Linked DNA regions of Homo sapiens: regions 2, 3, 4, 5 and 6 are each linked to region 1. Evidence: chromatin contacts called from ENCODE Hi-C data. All regions are on one chromosome and are shown on one strand. The core of a region is the stretch at or near the end of the contact, and the rest is flanking DNA. Distances in the headings are between cores, read along the strand shown.

Evidence for each region. A loop is a pair of places that touch in the nucleus more often than their neighbours do. Pooled maps may share reads with other maps.
Region 2: a loop to region 1 is called in a pooled map, with 18 times the contacts of the local background. The contact joins the promoter of FTSJ1 here to the promoter of SMC1A in region 1. A Hi-C loop is called at or near these places in 6 of 50 pooled maps.
Region 3: a pooled map shows a loop between it and region 1 (11-fold over the local background). The contact joins the promoter of TIMM17B here to the promoter of SMC1A in region 1. A Hi-C loop is called at or near these places in 5 of 50 pooled maps.
Region 4: a pooled map shows a loop between it and region 1 (21-fold over the local background). The contact joins the promoter of OTUD5 here to the promoter of SMC1A in region 1. A Hi-C loop is called at or near these places in 6 of 50 pooled maps.
Region 5: a loop to region 1 is called in a pooled map, with 16 times the contacts of the local background. The contact joins the promoter of TFE3 here to the promoter of SMC1A in region 1. A Hi-C loop is called at or near these places in 5 of 50 pooled maps.
Region 6: a loop to region 1 is called in a pooled map, with 14 times the contacts of the local background. The contact joins the enhancer-like site here to the promoter of SMC1A in region 1. A Hi-C loop is called at or near these places in 2 of 50 pooled maps.

Annotation. Positions count from the first base shown.
Region 1 is chrX:53,421,374-53,423,983 of GRCh38, forward strand. SMC1A (structural maintenance of chromosomes 1A) reads right to left here and starts at 1,281. Exons shown (of 25, transcript NM_006306.4): 1 at 1,119-1,281. The coding sequence starts at 1,227. It overlaps RIBC1 (RIB43A domain with coiled-coils 1), which reads left to right and starts at 1,500. Exons shown (of 8, transcript NM_001031745.5): 1 at 1,500-1,631; 2 at 1,941-2,029. RefSeq lists enhancers at 438-1,412, 529-708, 829-878, 1,069-1,248, 1,413-2,384 and 1 more.
Region 2 is chrX:48,474,897-48,477,506 of GRCh38, forward strand. FTSJ1 (FtsJ RNA 2'-O-methyltransferase 1) reads left to right here and starts at 1,303. Exons shown (of 13, transcript NM_012280.4): 1 at 1,303-1,500. It overlaps LOC124905185 (a long non-coding RNA gene), which reads right to left and starts at 1,447. Exons shown (of 2, transcript XR_007068226.1): 1 at 983-1,447; 2 at 1-292.
Region 3 is chrX:48,896,449-48,899,058 of GRCh38, forward strand. It overlaps TIMM17B (translocase of inner mitochondrial membrane 17B), which reads right to left and starts at 1,320. Exons shown (of 6, transcript NM_001395498.1): 1 at 1,276-1,320; 2 at 311-410. The coding sequence starts at 1,301. It overlaps PQBP1 (polyglutamine binding protein 1), which reads left to right and starts at 1,482. Exons shown (of 7, transcript NM_001032382.2): 1 at 1,482-1,634; 2 at 2,044-2,128. The coding sequence starts at 2,062. RefSeq lists enhancers at 836-985, 1,016-1,215, 1,506-1,875, 1,926-2,145.
Region 4 is chrX:48,956,324-48,958,933 of GRCh38, forward strand. OTUD5 (OTU deubiquitinase 5) reads right to left here and starts at 1,284. Exons shown (of 9, transcript NM_001136157.2): 1 at 654-1,284. The coding sequence starts at 1,247. RefSeq lists silencers at 901-960, 1,331-1,380, 1,581-1,740 and an enhancer at 1,841-2,030.
Region 5 is chrX:49,042,072-49,044,681 of GRCh38, forward strand. It overlaps TFE3 (transcription factor binding to IGHM enhancer 3), which reads right to left and starts at 1,286. Exons shown (of 10, transcript NM_006521.6): 1 at 1,040-1,286. The coding sequence starts at 1,155. RefSeq lists an enhancer at 612-1,475 and a silencer at 1,017-1,256.
Region 6 is chrX:56,763,249-56,765,858 of GRCh38, forward strand. All of the region lies in intron 2 of NBDY (negative regulator of P-body association), which reads left to right. Among named protein-coding and RNA genes, the nearest start is that of NBDY, 35 kb to the left of the region's middle. RefSeq lists enhancers at 359-408, 429-548, 512-1,013, 1,009-1,368. Within about 2 kb of position 1,328, at least 24 of the 41 ENCODE cell types and tissues checked have a DNase peak (open chromatin) inside an H3K27ac peak, as active enhancers do.

The DNA of each region.
Region 1 (2,610 bases), core at 31-2,530:
TCTCGCTGGAAATGTCAATAGTGCCACTGTTGAGACACTCAGTCTCCAGGAAAGGTACTCAGTATGTGCTACTTCAGCAAGGGCAGCCTCTTAGGCTAGGATATCATTCAGCTAGAACATCTCTGGGGTGGAAGAATACAGCAGGATTCCAAATGGACATCTGAGGTGAGAGGAATCCACGGTGTATCGTTTAGAGTTGGGAAGACACAAAATAGAGGCTTTACCTGACCACCCTTTCTAAAGACACCACCTAAGTCACTTTATCACATCCACCTGTCTCATTTCCTGTATAGCACTTATGACAGCCTAAAACCATCTTATTTTCTCCTTATCTTCTTTCCCCTCTGGAATATAAGTTCCCTGTGAGCATGGAGTTGGTTTATTCTATTCTCCGCTGTTTCCACAACTTGCAACTGAATAACTCCTGATAAACAATAAGCATTCAACAAATTTGGTAAATTAGTTAATTTCGGCTTTTGACGGTTTCGGTGGTAGGAAAAGGGCGAGTTCGAGGCAACTACCTCTGACATAGCGGTGGGGGGTGGGGATCGACACCTCAAGCATTCTAAAGACTGGAGCGCTGGGTCTGAAATTCAAAAGTGCCGCCTCCAGAGAAGAGTAGAAAGGAGTTGGAGTGTACCAATGCGAGGCGAGAGAGGACGCTGGGCTGAAACAGAAGTGCACCGTTTGGGACCGAAGGCCACGGGAGAGCTACCAGCGTCCCCACATTCTCCGGAGGGGGTCAAGTAAGGCTGGGAAGCCGGCTCCGGCCGGTCCGGCGGGGAGCCGCGCGGCGGAGGACTGAGCTGGCGGGAAGCTGGTTCCAGACGCGACTCCTTTGGCGGGAGGGGGAAGTAGGCGGGGTAACTGGCAGCTCGGCCTGTACCACTGGGCCGGGGCGGGGGCCGCGCAGGAAGCGGCAAGTGACACCTGGAAGGGGTTCGAGTTAGAGCACCCGCGCGGGGAGAGTGGGTTCGAGCAGAACCCCCTCTGGACGGGCAAGGAACCCGTAAGGGTCCGCGACGTTTCAGGTTACATGGGCTGGGTTGTACTACTCCGGCACCGGATAAGGGGTCCAGGCCGGGACGTGCGCAGGGCCGCGGCCAGGTTTATCTCACCAGAGCCATTGGGTCCAATGATGGCGGTGAACCTCTGAAATGGTCCGATAATCTGTCGACCCTTGTACGACTTAAAGTTCTCAATCTCAATCAGTTTCAGGAACCCCATGACGGCCGCGGCGCCGGCGGCAGTAGGACAGGCCGCGCCGTACGCCCGAGAACTGAGGTAGCCCGCGCGGGAAACGCCGCAGTGCAAGCCGGGCGACCGGCAAATGTCGCGAGAATACGTCCAGGCCTAACGGGATTTTCGCCTTCCGGCAGGAGTGGGACCAGGGGCGGGGACTGATGTTGCGTATACGAGGAGCGAGCTGACGACTGGCGTGGTGCCTCCGCCCCCCTTTCTTGTTGCATGGCAACAACAAACACTTGCTCCTGCGGACCAGATCCCCGGAGGAGTTGTTGCTGGGCGGAGTCAGAGCAGTTCTTGAGGTTCAAGGAGGCGGGGGAGACCTGAGCTCACGCTTGCTGAGACAGAAGTCACAGCAGGATTATGCCCCTCAGGGCAAGAGGAAGGTGGGAGCTCGGCTGTGGCTTTAGCCTGGCCAGCTTTCAAGGCTAGGACAAGGACAGGGTCGGGAATTGGAAGGACCCGGGGGGAGCGGAGAGCTGGACGGGAAGGAGGGGCCAACGGGAGGATTCAGTGTTAGGTGAGCTCAGACTTTGCTAATGGTGGGGTGGGATTGGTGGCGGGACGGGTTGCGAAGGCGGACGGGTTGTGAATGGGACTGGGGCTACTCCCAGGCAACAGGGATACAGGCTGGGGAAGGCTACGGCCTGAGATACTACCCCTATCCCCTGCCTCCCTCCTGTTGTACCAAGCAGAGTTCAGAAACTGCCGCCGTAACCCAAGAACAAAGTTGCATGCAGAGCCAACCTAAGAGCTTCAAAATCGGGATTCCTTACTGAGAAAGGTATTTTGTGTGAACCCCCAGGAGTCAGGGTCCCTAAGCCAGCGCTCTCCACCTCCACCTACCTCTGCCTCCATGCCTCTCCCCCATCCCATTCCCACAGCTCTATACCACAATGCCACCTTACCTCTCTTCCCTCTCTGCTCTCTATCATTAATAAGGCAGGGGCCTTAGCAATCCAAGAAGCTTAAAATGTCAGCTGAATCTTCCCCTTCAGTGACCTTATACTGTAATGGCAGGTGAAACCAGTAGGTAAGTTGGTGCCATTCTCAGACTTAAACATGGAAAGGATCTGGTGGTTGCCATAATTATTCCTTTAACTATTTATTAAATTATGTCCGAAGGCTAGAAAGAGTCCTAAAGACTTAGGACAAGTCCAGGAAAGTGAGGAAGTGGCTGGGCATGGTGGCTGACAACTGTAATCCCATCGTGAGGGAGGCAGGCCAAGGCAGGAGGATCACTTGAGACCAGCAGTTCAAGACCAGCCTGGGCAACATAGTGAGACCCTATCTCTACTAAAAATTAAAAAATTAGCTGGGTGTGGCAGCTCTCACCTCTGGTCTACCCAGGATGCCGAAGCAGGA
Region 2 (2,610 bases), core at 53-2,552, 4.9 Mb before region 1:
TTTGCAAACTGGTTGTTAAACAGCTGGTTTAACAACTGGTTTTGTTTGTTTGTTGAGACAGGGTCTCACTCTGTCACCCACAGTGGAGTGCAGTGGCAAGATCAAGGCTCACTGCAGCCTTGACCTCCCAGGCTCATGCAATCCTCCCACCTCAGCCTCCCAAGTAGCTGGAACTACTCGCACACACCACCACGCCCGGCTATTTTTATTATTTGTAGAGACGGGGATCTCACCATATTGCCCAGGCTGGTCTTGAAGTCCTGGACTCAAGCGATCCTTCCACCTCAGCCCCCTAAAGTTAAACAGCTATGGTTAAAAATGAAATGATATAAACTTACTCAAAACTGGTAACTTCCTAATTTTACCACATTCCACTATTCTCTATGCTCTTGAGGTCATTTACCCCCATTTTATCTGTATGGTAAAAATAATACATGATAGTGCACTACTGCATCTCTTTTAAACTCCCTGTTCAGTGACCACAGGTCGGTACCTTGAAATCTAACAAGAAGATTGTACCTAAGCCATGGAAATTGGTAAATGCTAGAAACCAGCCTCCCTTCCCCCCACCCCTCCCCGCCACCACCCCCGCCCCAGCCAGTGGTTAACCATTTACCAGCACACCACTGAGGGCATTTAGAGCCTAGCACATGGTAAACACTATGATAAACGTTTTCATTATTTTTCCGTTTGTCCACTGGGTCAGGATGTATAGTCTTTTTTTGTGTCTGGGATGGAATTTAAAATATTTGAAGATCACAGAATTACAAAAGCCCAGAGAGTGGCTAAGCTACACCTATTTAACCCTCCCAATAATGCTGTTAAGTCTATACTATTGATTATCCCCACTTTCCAGACAGGGAAACTGAAGTTCTGAGGCAGTAAAACTCAGGCAGCGCCATGCATTAGCTGTAGTGCGATCTGAAATTGCAGCCGAGCAGCCTCCGCGCGCTCGCGCACTTCAAGAACGCATTTTCCTTACTGTCACGTTTATGCCCCGAGTGGTAATTTCGCTTCCCGGCACGCGAAAAATGAATGGGCGCCATCTTGCGCGTGGCATCTTGGGAAATGTAGTTTACAGGCTCAATAACAAGCACGGTCCAAGAAGGGAGGGGCGGGGGAGCAAATCGATCTTGGCCTCGGAAGAAAAAGAACAAAGAATCGCTGGCAACTTGCGCGTCGCGTCGCTGCAGCCACGCAGTGCGTGGATTCAGCCGCTTTGGCCGTGCCCGTTGCATGCCGGGAAACGCAGTTCGCGAGCCCCGGATACGTCGACAATAGATGACGGGGCTCACGTTGTACGTTCACATCAGGTCCCGGCCCGCCGGAACCTGGGCGATCCACGATGCCGAGTTTGCCACGCTGCGACAGCCCATAGGCTTGCCCCCCCGGGCATTCGGGTGGACTACGAACACAAACTGAAGCCCTAGGACTTGTCGCCCGTTTGCGCTCTCGCCGAGGCACAGGCTGCTCGCGGACCACCCTGCTCCGAAAACTAAGGTGGGCCCTGGGGCGCGGAGGACAGGAATGCGGGCGGAGGCTATTGAGGCACGCCTGCACTGTCCCGCCTGCGGGGAAAGGAGGGAGGTCCGCCCTGGGCGCCGTAGCTGTGTATGGTTCGGGCGGCTGGCACCGGGTGGGTTCTAGACCCAAGGTTTGTCTGCAGAAGGGGACCAGTAGACGGGGTGGATTCGAGGTGGGGACATGGGACGCAGCGGTCGGAGCCGCCTGGAGGGGTACCCGGTGGTCCCGATGGAGCTATCATCTTTGAGGTATTGATGAGGAGGGACGGGGAGTGTGGTCAGAAGGCTGTTTTGGGAGGTTGGGTGGAGCGTGAGGGTGGGGTGTTACTGGGGAATCAATGGGGGCTAATAAGAATATTTTAGTCGAACTGTTGTTCATTGATTGATTAATGAGGGGATGGCAGAGTAAGCAACTAGAATATAACGAGTGATGGATGGGAAAATGATCCCCCAGGTATTGATGGAGGTATGATATTCAACGGGTTAATGGAAAGTGATGGGGCATCGTAATGGCAAGGATGATGGTGAGGTTGTGGGGGGAATAATAGATGGATGGAGGTCATGATCAAGGGGCCTTGGTGAAAGAAAAGATAATGAGAGGCTGATGGTGTTGTAGTCAGAGTCAGTAGTTGGGCTATGGTGGCATGACCGTCGAGGAATTAGGGGACAGAGTGAGTAAAGAGAGGGCAATAGTAAACTAGGGTTGGGGGGGTTAACTTCTGTTGATACATAGTAGGTGAATAGTAAACTGTTGGAGTGTGATCATCCAGTGATGGATCCATGGAGAGCAGGGTGGACAGTGAGGGGAGAATGGGGAACTGATGTGTGATCAGTTAACGTGTTTGTTAATGAAAGAGTTACAGGGCAGGAGGCTAGTGCTGTGATCTATGAAGGGTCTATTGGAGAAAACTGAGTTAATGGGGGCTGATAAATCAGTAATTGAATGCTTAATGGGGAGCTAATAGACCATGATTCTCCAGGCATTGTTAGAGGTTCATAAGGATGTAGTAATAAAGGGGCCTAATCATCTAAGGGATTAATGGCGAATGGGGTGAAACGAGAGAGATATAGGGAGTGGGAGGTACAA
Region 3 (2,610 bases), core at 70-2,569, 4.5 Mb before region 1:
GACTGTCTCAAAAAAAAAAAAAACTGTCTGGCTTTGCACATACATTTAAAATTTGGTGATGACTCTTTGAACGACACAGCATTTCCACAGAGGAGCTCCAGTTGGGTGGGGTGGAGGGTGGAAGACAGAGGCCATGTTTGCAATCCCTACAAAATCCCAGATACAGGAGCCAGGCTCGGCACATAGTAGGTGAGTGGGCACCAGAATGAATAAGTGCACGTGACTGGCAGCTCCAAGCAGTTTTCAGAGCAGCCTCCCTTGTGGGCAAGATAGCTAACCCCACACCAACCCAGGGAAGGCCTGGACTCACAACAGGGGCATTGCGGAAACCCTTGATGGCCTGGAAGACTCCGCCACCGATGACACCCATAGTGAAGGCTCCACCGCAATCATCCACAATTCGCCATGGGCTGCAAGCAGGAAGGGAAGGACGGGGTTAATGTGAGCCCTCCCCCAGGTCCTGTCACACGAACTCTTTTCTAACTGGGAGAAACCAAGTCACCAGAATGGGAAGTTCCTAAGTAGGAACAAACACTTCAGATAATAATGAGCTAGTTCTGTCACGCTTTTTCCACACACCCCCCCATTAAAGCGAGAAATGGGGCAAAGGGGGAGAAATATTAGTCTTCGCCCTGTCTACCAACCAAGGAATCAGCCAACGGTTTTACTGTGATCAAAGATTAAATGAATTGGCACACGCAGAGTTGACGTTTCAATAAGCGACATAGGCGTGTTAACTAGCCAAGACAGACTGTCAGCAAAGCAGGACCGCGTCGCACCCCTTCTCCGACGGTGAGCCCGTCCAACCATGCCCCGCCCCTTTTCAATCCGGCACAACTGGGAAAAACCAAGAGCGACCGCGGGAAGCATCCACCGTCCCCGCCGGCCCTCAACAGGTTCATCCGTGCCCCGCCCCCCACTGACAAAGGCGACCTGGGAAAAACCACTGGCGGCAACTCTGGGGATTTCCGGTCAACACCGTACCACCCCTAGCCGGGATGGATCGTCCAGCGTGTCTTTTTTCGTTAACAGGGCTAGGAGATTACGAAGTCAGGAGAAACATGGCGTGGTTCGGCCTTCGCCGCACCTTCTCTGGTTGTGGCCCCTCATAACGGAGCCCGAATGACAGGAACCGAGTGGGGGTAGCGGGAGATACGTTAAGAGTCCCCCGAGTCTGGTACATGGCTCTGTGCGGCCGATGCCTCCCCCGCCCGACCCCCACGGCTGGCCTTGGCGTCGCAGCAATATTCCGGATGCCTGTGCCCATTGCCGTACCAGGGCTCCCGAGCGTACTCCTCCATGGCGCTGGCGTCTGGCCGCGCAGTCAGGCCACGCCCCCAGCGTAGACGCACACCGGCGTCGGAGCTTTCCGCCTATTACCGGGCAGCGATTGGGTCGCTATACCGCATGTCACGCCAAGGACGCACTCTCATTGGCCAATCGAGTTTCTGCCATTTGTTCATTGCCTCCTGAGCGTAGTCCAGTTACTTTCAGGCTCGGGGAGTGAAGGCCTCGTTGAGAGAAGGTCTCATTCGGTGTTTTGGGAAGAGAGTCGTGTGGGCCCAGGTATCGTAGCGGCGACACGAGAGAGACGGGCGGTGTGACAGCCTTCCACTACCTGCACGAGTGTATTGGTAACGTTGGGGTGGGTGCACTCTTTTGGAGCTGGAGGAAGTGCTGCCCTCTGCTCCCCCATCCCAGCGCTTTGGTTTCTCCCACCCGGCAGTCATGGGGACGCTGGATGAGCCCATTTCTGAAGTGCGGAGGGGCCGGGCTTCTTAGGCTGTGGGCGGAGCCTGGGCCTGGGAGAGGAACAGGGCCCTGGAGCACCTGGTTTCGGGGACAGTAGGGTTGGTGGGAGTTGCGATGATATTGCCACCTACCTCTTACATCTTTTAGTGCGTATGTTCTGTCCACCCAGCTACTGGTTCATTTGAGTAGATCGGAGTCAGATGAGTACATGTTTACGGGAGGCGCTTGGTTACGGGATCCAGATAGGAATCTTTATCTGAGCTGCTTGTCAGTTTGTTCGTCTGTCCCTAGGTCTGTCTGCTATCAGCTATGCCGCTGCCCGTTGCGCTGCAGACCCGCTTGGCCAAGAGAGGCATCCTCAAACATCTGGAGCCTGGTGAGACAGCTAAAAGCAGATGGTCCTAACACGTGCCAGCCTCGACAGGCACTTTTGTTGTTGATACTGACGCTTGATACCTAGCATGGGCCAACTGTGCACCAAGCAATGGGGTGGCAGGCATTTTTCGTTGTTAACAATGTGGATTCCTGACATCCATCCCTACCGCGTGTCAAGTGGAGGGGGTTGGGGGAATAGATATTTCATTCTTTTTTTTTTTTTTTTTTTTTTTTTTTTTTTTTTTTTTTGAGGCAGAGTCTTATTGTGCACCCAGGCTGGAGTGCAGTGGCGCGATCTCGGCTCACTAAAACCTCCGCCTTCCAGGTTCAAGCGATTCTCCTGCCTTAACTTCCCGAGTAGTTGGGACTACAGGCACGCCCCGCCCCACCACACCTGGCAATTTTTTTTTTTTTTTTTTTGAGACAGAGTCTCGGTCTGTCGCCCAGGCTGGAGTGCTGTGGCGTGATCTCGTCTCACTGCAA
Region 4 (2,610 bases), core at 34-2,533, 4.5 Mb before region 1:
TGTGTGTGTCAGGACCTTGATTCTAGAAGCAGGACTCTCAGGCCCCTGAAGACAGACTTAGGACCCTTGAGGTCTCAGGTCTGGCTATTCAGTGGTCCTGTGCAGTGTTACCCAGCGAAGCGGGAGAGGATTGTCCTATATGCAGAGTGTCTCAGACTCTTGAAAGGGCTTAGGCTCCTTGGGGATGTTCAGCCCCGATCTCCGAGGTCTCCACCTTATTTGACTTTCCTGGAAGGGGAATCTCAAACTTCTATCCCAGAGGAAAAGAGCTCTTAAGCCACTGAACACATACCTAAGTCTCTTGGGAGACCTGAGACTCCTACTCAAGAGGGGCGCGATCCTACCTGTATCTCTTGGAGAATTCCCACCTATTGGCCCTATATGATGAGGTCCCAGGGACTGGAATGACGACTATAGACCTTAAAAGAGACCTCGGATCTTTAAGTCTGACACCTTACCGTAGGCCTCTAGCCCCAAAATCCTGGAGGGGAGGAAAGAAGGTGTCTCACATCCCTACCGCCAGAGAAGACTGTCAGGCCCAGTGAAAACGCCTAGATCCCTTGGGGCGATCTCAAACAGCCTTCCTTGAGTCCCTTCACAGTCTGGGGGTCCCATCTGCCGTGGCCGCTCACCCCTCACCCCACAGCTCTTACCTGCTCGACAGTGGCAGGGTCCATAGCCTCGATGCGTGCTGCAGCCGCCTCATACTCGTCCTCACTGTTGTAGCCTGCGCCGACCTCCTCACGCTCGGGACTGCCCCCGCCAACCGCGCCAACCCCGGGAGCTTGACGTCGCCGCTTGCTGTGCCCAGGCCCGGAGCAGCAGCCGCCCACGCCTACGGCACCACCCACACCCACCACCACGCCCGCGGCACCCACACCCGCCGCCGCTGCGCCCAGCGCGTCGCCGGGACCGCCGCCGGGACCACCTGGGCCCCCGCAAGGAGGTGGAGAAGCCTGTTGTGGCCGGGGACCCGCCACTGCACCAGGCGGCACGGCCAGCGCCCAGCGATGAAGAGCGCCCGGCGGTCCTGGTAGCGGGCCTTGAGGCGGTGGCGAAGCTCGCGGACGGGCCCCCACGACGCCGGAGTCACGGTCGCGATCGCCGCCGCCCACGCCCGTGCCGCCGCCGCCCACGCCCACACCTCCGCCGCGCCGCGGCGCCGGGGGCATCGGCCCGGGCGGCGGCGGCTCGTTGGCGGGGTCGGCGTCGGGAGGCGGCGGCTTCTTTTTGGGGAGTATAGTCATGGCTGCACTGCCGAGTACCCCCCAACAAACCCGGCGCGGGGCACGCCGGGAGAGAACCCGGATGAGGGGGCTAGTGTAGTGCGCGAGGCACGACGGGAACGGCGAGACCCGGATAAAGGGATCGCGGCACCGGTTCGAGAACCCTCGGCGGCGGAGGAGGCGGCGGCGGCGGCGGCGGCGGTGGCGGCGCGCGGGTCACGCCGAGAGGAGAACCCGGATGTAAAGTCCAAGATGAAGGCAGTGCGGCGAGTTTGTCTTAGCCTTCTCTCCAAGTCCAGCAAGTTTATTGCTACGCTTGTTCCGGCCTTCTGCTTCAAAGGAAACAGAACCAAAACAAGCACCTCTTCGCTCCGCCCCCTCGCAGGTTCTTGCACTACCGGGTGGGGCCCCGGGGCGCTGCGCACGCGCGCCAGGGCACAGCCCCGCCCCTTACTCGGAAGTACGTGGGCAAAATCGCCGCCGCCGCCGCCACAACAATTGCAACACCAACCAATTGAGCAGCTGCGTGGGACCTCGACGACGCCCACGGGCCAATCACAGGCGAGTGCTCGCCCTCCGGTGCCCTCCGTCTCAAATTTCAGTCAAAGTCGACACCCTGGTTCCCAGCCTTTCTCCCCGTCAGTTCCGTCTTGCTCTTCACTTTTCTCCCCGAAGCTCTGACCTGCAGGCGTCGGTACTGCGGACGGACAGCGTGGCCTGTCCCACGTACGACAGGAAAAACACCTCCCCTCCAGGATTCCAACTTGAACGCTGTCAGCCGGAATGACTGGAAAACATCAACACTCCCGGGAGCATAGCTGGCCCCTGTAGCGTCACTTCCGGTCCCACCCACCTACAAATACCCTTCCGGGGGAGGCGGACACCGCTTCGCCCCGGCAACAGCCTGAGTTCTGCGGTGATTGGTTAAGAGACGCCGTCACTCGCGGCATACCGACCAACCTTGGGACAGACAGGCGCCGTGGGGACAGTGGTTGTTTGGGAAACAGACACGCCTTCTCTGGCACCACAGCACTCTCGGCCTCGCGTTGACCTCCCCGCCCCTATGGCTAGTGCGCAGGCGCGGCCCAGCCTTTTTTTTTTTTTTTTTTTTTTTTTTTCCTAATTGAGACAGGGGTCTCACTCTGTCGCCCAGGTTGGAATGCAGTGGCGCGATCATAGCTCACTGCAAACTCCAACTCCCAGGTTCAAGCGATCCTCCCGCCTCAGCCTCCCGAATAGCTGGGACCACAGGCGCGCACCACTACGACCGGCTAATTTTTTTTTCACTTTTTTGTAGGGACAAAGTCTCACTATGTTGCCCAGGCTGATCTCCAGCTCCCGGGCTCAAGCGATCCTCCCGCCTCGGCTTCCCAGAGTGCTGGGA
Region 5 (2,610 bases), core at 36-2,535, 4.4 Mb before region 1:
CACTGGGGTGAGCAGGGAGGGCTGGGGCTCCAAAGCCCATTGATGAAAGTAAGGATGAGAAGAGGCCAGAGGGGATCCACCCAGGCAGGGATGGTGCAATCTGTACTCGTTCCAGCTCTATGGACAGATTCAAGATTACCCCCAGGAGCTCGGAGATCGAAAAGAAGATAAAAAGAAAAGGGGTGTGGGGCTAGGGAGTGGGAAGGGCTGAGAGGCTAGAGCGAGTAGCAGCATGAACAAGAGCCTCCTCTGGGTTCCCAAACAAGGTCTGAGGCCTCTGAGCTAAGAGGTAACATCATCGCCCTCTGCCTGGCTGTCTATCTTCCATTCAGGCCCTTAACAGGTGTGGGAAGAGGGCTTTTCCACTATCCTTGGGATCTGCCCCAGCTGGGTAGGCGGGCAGAGGGGAAAGGATTATTCTGGTCAAGTCTTGCTGAATGTTGCTTCTCTTGTTCATTCACACGCACTCACAAGGCTGGTCCCAGGCAGCATATCTGAGATACCTCCAAATCCCTCCAGATTCATGTTATCCCCAAACACAGCAACCAGTCACTGAGAGGCACCAAGCTCCCAAGACAGCACTTCTGTCCCTCAGGACCCCTTCTCCCACACTGAGGGAAAAAAGATTCTAGGATTCCCTTAAAACCAGTGCCTCACCTGACAGTGTCCCCTCAAATTCATTCCCCTCATGTCCGACTGAAAATCCCCGAATTCAGCCTCTAATCAGAGACCCTGTCTACCAAGTTCAGCTATCTCAGACCAGTTTCTGGATACTCCAGAATAGGCCCCTCTAGACGCAGTCAAGGGCTCCCCAAACCTGACCCAGACCCCGCTTAATGCACTCCCACGACTCCTTTAATAAAGCCACAATCCAAGCAGGCCACTGCCGGATTCCTTAGGTGCCCCCCCAAGACGGGCGCCCCGACGTCCTCCAAGGCTAGGCCGAGGGCCTCCAATCCCAGTCCGGGGCCCCCACTGCCCCCGAGATCAGGCCCCTGGGAGCCCCAGTCGGCACTCCCAGCCCCAGGCGGCCCCGCACCTGAGCAGCTGAGCCGAGTCGGCCGGCCTGCGCTCCTCCAACAGCACGAACACGGCTCGAGGGCCCTCCGCGCTGGCCTCTACGCCATCCCGAGCTGGTTCGGCCGCATGAGACATGACGCCCGGCCCCGGGCGAGCCCTGCCAGGCCGGTCGGGCCTCGGCCCGGTCCCCCTAACAAAATAAGAGTCCCCCCTCCCCCCAGCTCGCCACCGCCGCCTCCTCCGCTAAGCCATGGAGCTAGCACTGCGCGGGCGGGCGGCGTCGGGGAGATGGGATGGGCTGTGAGTCATCCCCCGCCCAGAACGGACCGACGCCCCCCCTCAACCTAACCCCGGACGACCGCCCTCCTCCCCCTCGTCTTCTTCCCCCTCCTCCCTCCTCCCAGGGATGGGGAAACTCCACAGGAAGTGACCGCACTGGGGATGGATGGCCCGTCTGGCCACGACCCATTAGCGAGGCGGCCAATCGCTGAACGGCGATTCGAGGGCCCACCCTAAGCGACGCCTCCGACGCGGAGGAAAAACGCGATTCGGCCCGCCCTCATTCCGAGAAGCAGCACCCAGACCACGCCCTCAGGGGCAGCGACAAATAGGCGAGGGTTGATTTGGTTGAACCACGCCTCTATGTTTGCGTCGCTTTCGGAGCCACGCCCTCTCTTCTCAAATTATCCCTCTGCAAGGTAATATTAAGCCGCTCCTTGGGTCCTCTGCGCCTGCGCATCGATGGCCAGTCGGCGCACGGAGGGTCTCCTGGCCAAGCTTTTAGCTGCGGAACCGCGCCCTCTTTCGGCCAATATTTGTAATATCTGAGCCCTAGACCGCGCTCCAACCTCGATCTGGCTGTGCTCTCTCAGCCAAAGCCATAACTATGAGGCAGAGGCAGCTACATTCCCTGAAGGTGCGGGCCAGAAACCCCCCCCTTTCGCTGTCCGCAGTCCAGCCGCCCAGCTGGTCTTCCGGGAGTATTCCGCCTGTTCCATGCCATCGAGAGCGGTTGTACTATGTTCATTGCGCTGCGCAATATGTGCTTAATAAATTCTTGACGGGTGAATGAATCTGGTCCCTTCGGTGAATGACGACTTCTGGAATCACAAAGATCCAGGTTTGAATAGGGAAGGGGACCTCCCCTCTCCCAGCCTCAGCTTTCCTGGCCTGTTAAATGGGGGTCAAAATACCTGTCTGGCAGGGTTGTTCTGAGGATTAAAGATAATGTATGAAAAGTGCTAGCAGGTTGTTTGGCATACAAGAAGCTTCCCAAAATTAGTTGATTCACTCATTTGTTCACTTATTCAACATTCACTGAGCGCTTCTGTATGCCAGACGCATGCAAGCCGGCTCGCACAAGGCGGAGGGTCTCACTCATATATCCTCAGGTGCAAATAGCTCACAAAACACCCAGACCTACAGCCTTCCCTTCCTCTTTCCTGACATCCCAAGACCCCACCCTGAGTTGCGCCTCCAGGAATTTCACCGGGCTTTCATTTACCTTGGACCTTCCTGTATTGGCATCATTATTTCACAGGTCTGTCAGTTGCTTTCGTAAACTCATCCATACTCACACACAACCATCTC
Region 6 (2,610 bases), core at 78-2,577, 3.3 Mb after region 1:
TTGGCCCTGTGTGATGCCATAAGAATCTGTGGTGTGTGGTGGCATTCCCCAGCACCCCTGAGCCACCCTCCTCCCACCCCCATCTGTGTGAAACCCAGGACAGCCTGAGCAGAGTCAGACTTGAGCAAGTTGCTGAGTGTCCTCTCTGAGAGATACTCCTGCTTCAGGCCCTGTGGTTTCCAGTTGAGCAGTCCACCTATTTTGATGACCTCCATGTGTCAGCCCAAGGCGGTAAACTCTACCTGGAGCTCCAGGCTTTCGTAGGACCCCCAGTCCTGCAGCAGAACCTTGTGTAAGCCAGCTGGGTGACCAGCACCTTGTCCTGGGGCAGTAGCCCTATGATCCTAGTCCTCCTGTGGTGTCCCAGTAATGATCATGTTTTTTGTTGTTTACTTTCTGCACGGGCAAGAGCCATGAAACCTGCAGAGAGCCAAAGGAAGGGCAAAGGCTGGCTCCCTAAACAGGATTCCCACAGGATCTCCAGCCTACTGGTCCTGGTCCTTGGTCACACGGTCCCATGAGTTTGGTGATCAATCTGGGACCAGGTGACTGATTCCTTTCACTCCTCTGTCTTTTTTTTTGTTTCTCTTTCCTCTTTACCTTTTTTCACATGGGAAAAGGCGGAGGCCCTGGAGTTGAAGTGGCAGGGTTACAGTTGTAGTTGGCGTTTGTGGAGCCATACTGCCATCAAGCGGAAACTGTATCTAGAAACCGGAGGCAGCTGGGCACAAGTGCTGGGGAAACCCCACGAGCGCAAAAGAGATGGCGGCATGGAGCCCCCAGGCTGAAGCAGGACAAGAGAGGAACTCCAAGCTGGCCCTTGGCCTGTGCTCATTCCCAGGATGCCTCCCTGGTTCCACAGCTCTCTCCGAAAAAAAGGGCAGGTAGGGGCGACCCACCATGGGTTCCCCTGGTCATCTCCAGGTACTGCTGGTCCTGGGTTGCCACGTCTCCAGTATCCCGAAGCTCCTTTGTTCCCCGGGAGGATCGGGGCCCCCTTGCCAACACGTGGCTCCAGCCAAGGGAACCCCGGAACTCCCCACAAAAGACACCAGAGTAAACGGCCCCCGTCTCGGCCAGTGGCTTCGTTTATGTCCATCTCAACATGGCTGCCGGGCCAGCTCCGCCCTCTGGGCTGACTGGTCTTGGGGCTGCCTGGCTGTTCTGTCCTGGGGCCTCTAGAGTAGTTGCTTCTCCAAAGCGTCCCAATGCCAGGTACACTTCCTTCAAGGGCTCAGAACCCCGGTGGGGGAAACCCAGGCTTAGACATAGTCTAAGCACATCCTCGCTGATCTCTGTTCCTGGCAGAAGGCAGGTGTCCGTGCATCCTGTTGTGTTCAGAAACAACTTCCACTAGATGGCAATGTGGCTCCACAAACAGCAGTCTTGTCTTTCCCTTCCCCCATTTTCTTTCCCTCTTTCTGTTTTTGGTGCCAAAAACCAAAACAAACACCAAAAAAAAAAAAAAAAAAAAGAAACTGGCCTAGGAGCACCCATCTCACCTACAGCAGGGCTTCCCATCTATGTGGTCACTTTGGGGGAACCGGCAACAGTAGGATGGGGTAGGGGTGGGGGCCACAGGGAGCAGGGCAGCTTCCTGGCCCAACAGGCCTCTGTGCCCACGCGGTGCAGACCCGGGCTTGAGGGGCTGATGCTTTCTCCTGGCTGGTGGCTCTTCCTCTGTGAGGCCACAAGAGGCCACTCATAGTGCTGCCAGCTGTCCATCTGAGGCACTTTGCATTGCAGTTCGCTGTCAATCTCATTGCTCACTGATTCTTTGTGTACTTTTGGAGTTTTTCTCCCTTCACTTTTTTCTTCTTCATTCTCTTTACTTTTTCTCCACTTCTGCTCCAGGAGCAGACTGGAAGGCAGGGTCAGCTGGGCGCGGGGACACCGTTAGGGAAAACAGGCTTACTTTTCCTAAGGAAATTAGTAGGACTCTAGCTGACCCCTGCGAGGAGAAATTGGCGTTTCCCTCTCCTTTCTGCCCTGTCTCCATATTGCAGTGGGTGGCTGATTATCTCTTTTCCCTGGTGTCCAATTCCTCCCCGTTTTTCATCTTATTCTTTTTTGGGCGGTCCTTCCCTGCCTTGGCCTTGTAGCCTTGGGGCTTGGTAGCCCCTTGCAGTCAGCTGATGACATCTTCAGGGCAAGGTTCAGCCAGCACCTGTGTTCTCTGTAGCTTCTGCAGGCCTACTTGTGGATCAAAGCTTTTGATCTTACTCAGGAAATACCCCATCAACAAGACGCTTCCTGGTTGTGTGTCCTTTAAGCCGGATGTCAGAAGTGGCTCCGTGCCCCTCGTTGTATGTCACCACGCGTTGAGGCCCTCCTAAACTAGATCCTTCGGGACAGCTACAGTGGCATGGACCTCTCACTTCCTGTTCTCCTTCTGATTCTTCTTCCTCTTCCTCCTCCTACCCCTCTTCTTTAATTCTTCTCCTTCTCCTCCTTCTCCTCTTGCTCCTCCTCCTCCAACTCCTTCTTATCTTCCTACTCCTCCTTTTTCTTTTTCTTCTTTTTCCTCCTTCTACTCCTCCTCCCCCTCCCCCTGCACTTCCTTCTCCTTTGCCTCTTTTTCTTTTTTTGCTTTTGCTTCTGCTTCTGATT